2 separate regions of the Homo sapiens genome follow, and region 2 is linked to region 1. A link is a loop called in an ENCODE intact Hi-C map of the cell type or tissue named here. Cell type or tissue: breast epithelium. All regions are shown on one strand. Each heading gives the region's core, and the rest is flanking DNA. Links, peaks and the distances in the headings are about the cores only.

The links. Peaks named below come from ENCODE experiments on the same cell type or tissue, not always from the same donor. Only the 100,000 strongest peaks of a DNase experiment are listed, where the experiment ranks them.
Region 2: a loop joins it to region 1, with 16 times the contacts of the local background. A loop is called at or near these places in 1 of 110 quality-filtered maps.

The regions. Positions count from the first base shown.
Region 1 is chr13:30,767,550-30,770,465 of GRCh38, reverse strand. No RefSeq gene overlaps it. Among named protein-coding and RNA genes, the nearest start is that of ALOX5AP, 33 kb to the right of the region's middle. In breast epithelium, for the core only: no CTCF peak of the experiment used is centred there; no DNase peak of the experiment used is centred there.
Region 2 is chr13:30,845,391-30,848,306 of GRCh38, reverse strand. No RefSeq gene overlaps it. Among named protein-coding and RNA genes, the nearest start is that of LINC00545, 36 kb to the left of the region's middle. RefSeq lists enhancers at 155-244, 355-414. In breast epithelium, for the core only: no CTCF peak of the experiment used is centred there; no DNase peak of the experiment used is centred there; H3K27ac peaks cover 746 bases.

The DNA of each region.
Region 1 (2,916 bases), core at 122-2,621:
CAAGAATGTGAATTTCCAGGCCCTATCCTTGACCTACCAAATCATACCTCTGGGGGTAGCACTAAGGAACTTTCATGTTTTAAGACAGGTTCTGTAGAGGATGCTTTGCTTACTAAAATTTAAGAACATTTCTTAGACTCCCTGTCCCAAATTTGCTTATAGCCCTATAGCCATCACCACCACACCCACCATAAACCCCACCACACGGTCATATAGGTAAGTAGGCACAATTACATAACCCAGTCTGTTCTTTCATACACTCATCAAATATTTTTTTGAGTGCTCATTGTATGCCCGGCCTAACAATATAGGCAAAGCTCCTGCCCTTTGGAAGCTTATATTCTAACGGACAAGGCAAACTGAACAAATAAAGGGGTAAATAAATGATCTAATTTCAGGTGGCAGCGAGTATAAAGAAGTGACACGTGGGTAGGAGGCCGGGGTGGAGGAGGGAGCGTGGAGGAGGAAGGGCCTAGGTGTAGGTGTGGTGGTCAGGGAAGGCTCTGGAGGAGGTGGGTGCTGGGAGACACTGAGTAAAAGGAGGGAGAGGCCCCACTGCATGAGAGAGACCAGTGCATTAGGAAGCCCCATGGTGGGAGCAGCTCCCAGGGCAATGTGGCTGGAACTGAGTGAACGAGCAAGCGAAAGGAGGAGTTGGGAGAGGGGGCAGGGACATATCCGATGGCACAGAGCCTGCATGGCCACGCCAAGGTGTGTGGGAATTATTCCAAGAGCAGCGAGAATTATCTGGGGGATTTTAAGCAAGTGCGTGTAGCATTAACATCTGATGGGCTGGGCACGGTGGCTCATGCCTGTAATCCCAGCACTTTGGGAGGCCAAGGCCGGAGGATCACTTGAGCCCAGGAGTTCAAGAGCAGCCTGGGCAACATAGTGAGGCTTCATCTGTATTAAAAATTAAACAACAACAACAAAAAATTAGCCAGGTATGGTGGTGCCAGTAGTCCCAGCTACTTGGGAGGCTGAGATGGGAGGATTGCTTGAGCCCAGGTGATGGAGGCCGCAGTGAGATGTGATCATGCCATGGCACTCCAGTCTGGGCAACAGAGCAGGAACCTGTCTCAAAAAAAAAAATAAAAAAATAAAATAAATCTGACAGAGGTGGCTATGGAGACTGTCCAGGAGAGAGAATGGTGGGCCCAGGTGACAGGGATAGCAGTGGAGATGGTGAGATGTGGCAGAGGTGGGTTGGCCGTTAAAGGTGGAGCTGATGGAGCTTGGGGATGATTGACTGTGGGTGGGAGGGCGGAAAGGAATGGAGGAAGGTTCCTTTGTTTGGGGCCTGAGTGACCACCAATGGGACAGTTATTGAGATGATGCTATGGCCTGAATGTTGGTGTCCCCCCAAAATTCAAGTTGAAATCGAATCCTCAATGTGATGAGATTAAGAGGTAAGGCCTTTAGGAAGTGATTAGGTCATGAAGGTGGAGCCCTCATGAGTGGTATTAGTGCCTGCGATAGTTTGTAAGTTTCCCCCCTCTAAATCTCAAGTTGAAAGTTAATCCCTAGTGTGGCAGTGTTGGAGGTGGGGTATCGTTGGAGGTGTTTGGGTCATGGAGGCAGGTCGCTCATCAATAGATTAATGTCCTCCCTCAGGAGTCAGTGAGCTCTCACTCTATTAGTTTCCCCAGTGCTGGTTGTTAAAAAGAGCCTGGCATCTCTCCCCTCTCTCTCTCGCTTCTGCCCTCAACACGTGATATCTGCACGTGCCAGCTCTCCTTCGTCTTCCCCCATGACTGGAAGCGACATGAGGCTGTCACCAGATGCAGATGCCCAATCTTGAACTTTCCAGCCACCCAGAATAGTGAGCCACATAAAGATTTTTTTTTTTTAAATAGAGACAAGGTCTTGCCCCGTTACCCGGGTTGGAGTGCAGTGGCTCAATCATAACTCACTGCAGCCTTGAACTCCACCCACCTCAGCCTCTCAAGTGGCCGGGACTACAAGCACACTTTACAACACACAGCTAATTTTTTAAAATTTTAGTAGAGATGGGGTAGATGGGGTCTCACTATCTTGCCTAGGCTGGTCTTGAACTCCTGGCCTCAAACAATCCTGCTGTTTTGGCCTCCTAAAGGATTAGGGTTACAGGATAAGCCTCCATGCCTGGCCACTTTTTAAAATAAAATAAATTACTCAACCTCAGATGTTCCTTTTAGCAACACAAAATGGACTAAGATAGTGACCTTATTAAAAAAAAAAAAAAGAGAGAGAGAGAGAAAGAAAGAAACAAAAAAAAGCCCAAGGAGCTTCTCGTCCTCTCCTTCCACTGTGTAAGGCGGTAGCGATAAGGCACTGTCTATAAACTGGAAAGCAGGACCTCATTAGACACCGAATCTGCCAGAAACTTGATCTTGGATTTCCAGCCTCTAGAACTGTGAGAAGTAAAGTTTTGTTGTTCAAAAGCCCCCAGTTATGGTGTTTTGTTATAGCAGCCTGAGCTGACTACGAGGAAGACAGATGAGGAAAGCATAGGGTAGGGATAATTGTAAAAACCCAGTTGCACAGATTATCTCTTTGCAACCAGGGAGAATCTCAGTATGAATAATCCTATTTTAGTCTAAATGGAGAGGAGGGAGGAGTTCACTTGTATGTCTCAGCTTCATCTGTTCTTTCACTGTGCCCTTTCCCACAGGAGATAGAAAAATGGTTAATGGTGGCTCACGTCTGTAATCCCAGCACTTTGGGAGGCTGAGGTGGGCGGATCACTTGAGGTCAGGAGTTCAAGACCAGCCTGGCCAACATGGCAAAACCTCGTCTCTACTAAAAATACAAAAATTAGCCAGGCGTGGCAGTGTGTGTCTGTAATCCCAGCTACTTGGAGTTGAGGCACAAGAATTACTTGAACCTGGGAGGCAGAGGCTGCAGTGAGCCAGTGAGCAGAGATCAAGCCACTGC
Region 2 (2,916 bases), core at 109-2,608, 78 kb before region 1:
ACAGGAATACTTCTTCTCTATGCATTTTGCAACTCTGACCTCCTAGTTATTACGTAGAGAAGGGCTATAATGCGGTTTGACAGGGCTTTTGTTTTGATTTTTTTCGTTGTTTTTTTTTTCCTCCCAGCAGAGATTTAAAATGACGACATCTACCCAAATACTCAGTCTCCTACTTGTCTCCATCAAGACCCATTTGCTGGCAGCTTTGAGACTGAAACTCTCAAGGGAGAGGGTGAATCATCCCTTCACACGGGGCTTGTCTTCCTCTCACAATCATGAATTCCCACAGAGATGCCGGGAACTTGTGGCTAAGGGCAGACGCTGAGGCTAAAATTGAACATGGGTGCAATGGAGCTGTGCTTAAAAGAGACATAAGGAAATAAGGAGTCGTACGTGTCCTGCTCTGTGGTTAACAAGTTGACTACACTCTCTGCTGATGGAGGGATGGCGACTTCAGGCAGGAAGGGTGAGGGAAGGACTCGGCTCTGGGCTGCCCCACTGTCCACCCATCAACATTGCTGTCTGGATGAATGGGGGATAGATCCCCTGGGGTGGAGGCTGGCTGCTGGGAATTATCCACTTTGGCTTCAAAATGAATTCACTGGGAAGATAGCCATTAGTGCAAAGTATGCTTTTCTCTCAGGAAAATCACCCTACAGATCATCATCATTTTAAGTTTTTCCTTTCCAGTGACCCCTTCTAGGAGTTTTCATTCTTCAAACAAATCATCAATTTGCTGGGAACATAATCATAACAAAAGCTAAAAGTTTCTCTTTTTTTTTTTTTTTGGTTCTTTCCTTCGAACCAGCAATCATCTTATGTGAATGCCCCACTGCCTAAGATCCAAATGAAGTAGAAGCTTGTCTCCTTTTAAAACGGCCGTTAGTGTTCATGGCCAGGTGTCTCTCTCACCTAAGCACAAGTTCTCCCTGTTCCATGGACTGGCAGCTGCTTTATAATATATACTAGTTATATTTTAATGCAATAGCTGGATTCTTATGTCAAGACCTGTGGAAGGTTTAAGGTTTTACCCCAGCTGTGAGCTAACAAGTGTCATGGATTCTGACAGAAGACATGACACTCCTGGATCAGAGACGAAAGATGTTATTATTCACAGCACACTCACTTACTTCAGAGAGTGCTAGCATCTTTGCAGCAGGCGTCCTGCCCCGAGTCCCATGGCGCAACAGGCCCAGATGAGGGCTACACACTCAGTGGGATGCACCTCAGCAGAGGAATCCAGGGTCAAGGGCCCAGCACTTTTTGAGTGCGCAGCAAACATTGCGGCAAGCAGCAGACCAGCCCTTCCCCGTCCTCCTGCAGAGTGAGCAGCTACTTAGTAGTCATGCTGTGAGCACCTGACCTACTTAGGTATCTGTGTGACTAGTTTGGAAACTGCTCAGTATCAGGAGATAGGTAAGCCCTGCAATCTGGCAGCAAGAGTGCACAGCTGAGACCAACATCTTCATCCATCCAGGTGGTCCTTTCCCTAGTCATTCAACTGCATGAGAACTTTTTTTGGTAATGTCTGTGTTACTTTGTAGACAACTAAAAATCCGGCCTGATAACCATATGTCCCAGGCAACCCATGCCTCTAATGAAAATACAATGTTTCTCAGAAGGGGAAATTAGAATTAAATATAAACTATAAACCTTCAGCTTTTTCTTCCTTCTCCCATGTTTGGTCTAAACTAAGTTCATTTAGAGTCATTGAGGCCAAGAAAGGTATTTGGTAGTGGTGTCAGGAGGTGGGAAAGAATGGATACATCCTATTGTTACATGTATCACTAAGAGCAGATGACTAACAAATGTGTTATGTGGTAAGTGTGTTGGAATAACTTTCAACATCATTTACAAATGCTTTTAAAAATGTCATTAAGGCCGGGCATAGTAGCTCATGCCTATAATCACAGCACTTTGGGAGGCTGAGGCAGGAGGGTCACTTGAGGCCAGGAGTTGAGACTAGCTGAGGCAACAAAATGAGACCCCGTCTTTACAAAAAATAAAATTTGCTGGGCGTAGTGGCGCATGCCTGTATTCCCAGCTACTCAGGAGGCTGAGGCAGAGGAATCGTTGGAGCCCAGGAGTTTGAGGTTGCAGTGAGCTATGATCACACCACTGCACTCCACCCTGGGCAACAGAGTGAGACCCTGTCTCCAAAACAAACAAAAAAAGTCATTAAACCTCTCAACATTGTTGGGGGCTTAGGCGCACAGTGTGGGCCTCTGTTACACAGTGTGGCAGGACATTATATCCTTTATTTTCTGATGCTTTGACCTCTAGAGTCATGCTGGTCAAATTCAGTTCCGCCAACTCCTGAAGATAGTAAACAACTCACGCAGGAGGATGCTTTTAAAATGTAAACAAACCAATCCAGAGTTCATACCCAAACCACTTCCTCTATTTGGCTTTCCTGCTCTGAGCCACTATCCACCTCCCCTAATGACCCTAGGGCCAGGGATCAGACGGCTAGGGACAGTCCCTACGCCCCAGAGCCCACTGAAAGGGTTCAAACTAGCCAATCCCAGCCCTGTCCACCCTGCCTCCCTCTTCCTCTGCCCCCAACCCAGTGCTTCCCCACGTGGCACCCCATGCAGGGTGTGCCTTCTTCTCTTAGGAACTGTGAGTAACAAACTATCTCTTCTTCTTCTTCTTCTTTTTTAATTTGTTTAGAGGCAGGATCTTGCCCTGTTGCCCAGGCTGGAGTGCAGTGTCACAACCATAGCTCACTGCATTCTTGAACTCCTGGGTAACAGTGATCCTCCCGCCTCAAGCCTCCTGAGTAGCTGGAACTACAGGCGCACACCATCGTGCCTGGCTACTTTTTTTCATTTTAAATTTTTTGTACAGACAGTGTCTCCCTATGTTGCCCAGGCTGGTCTCAAACTCCTGGCCTCAGCAATCCTCCTGCCTCGG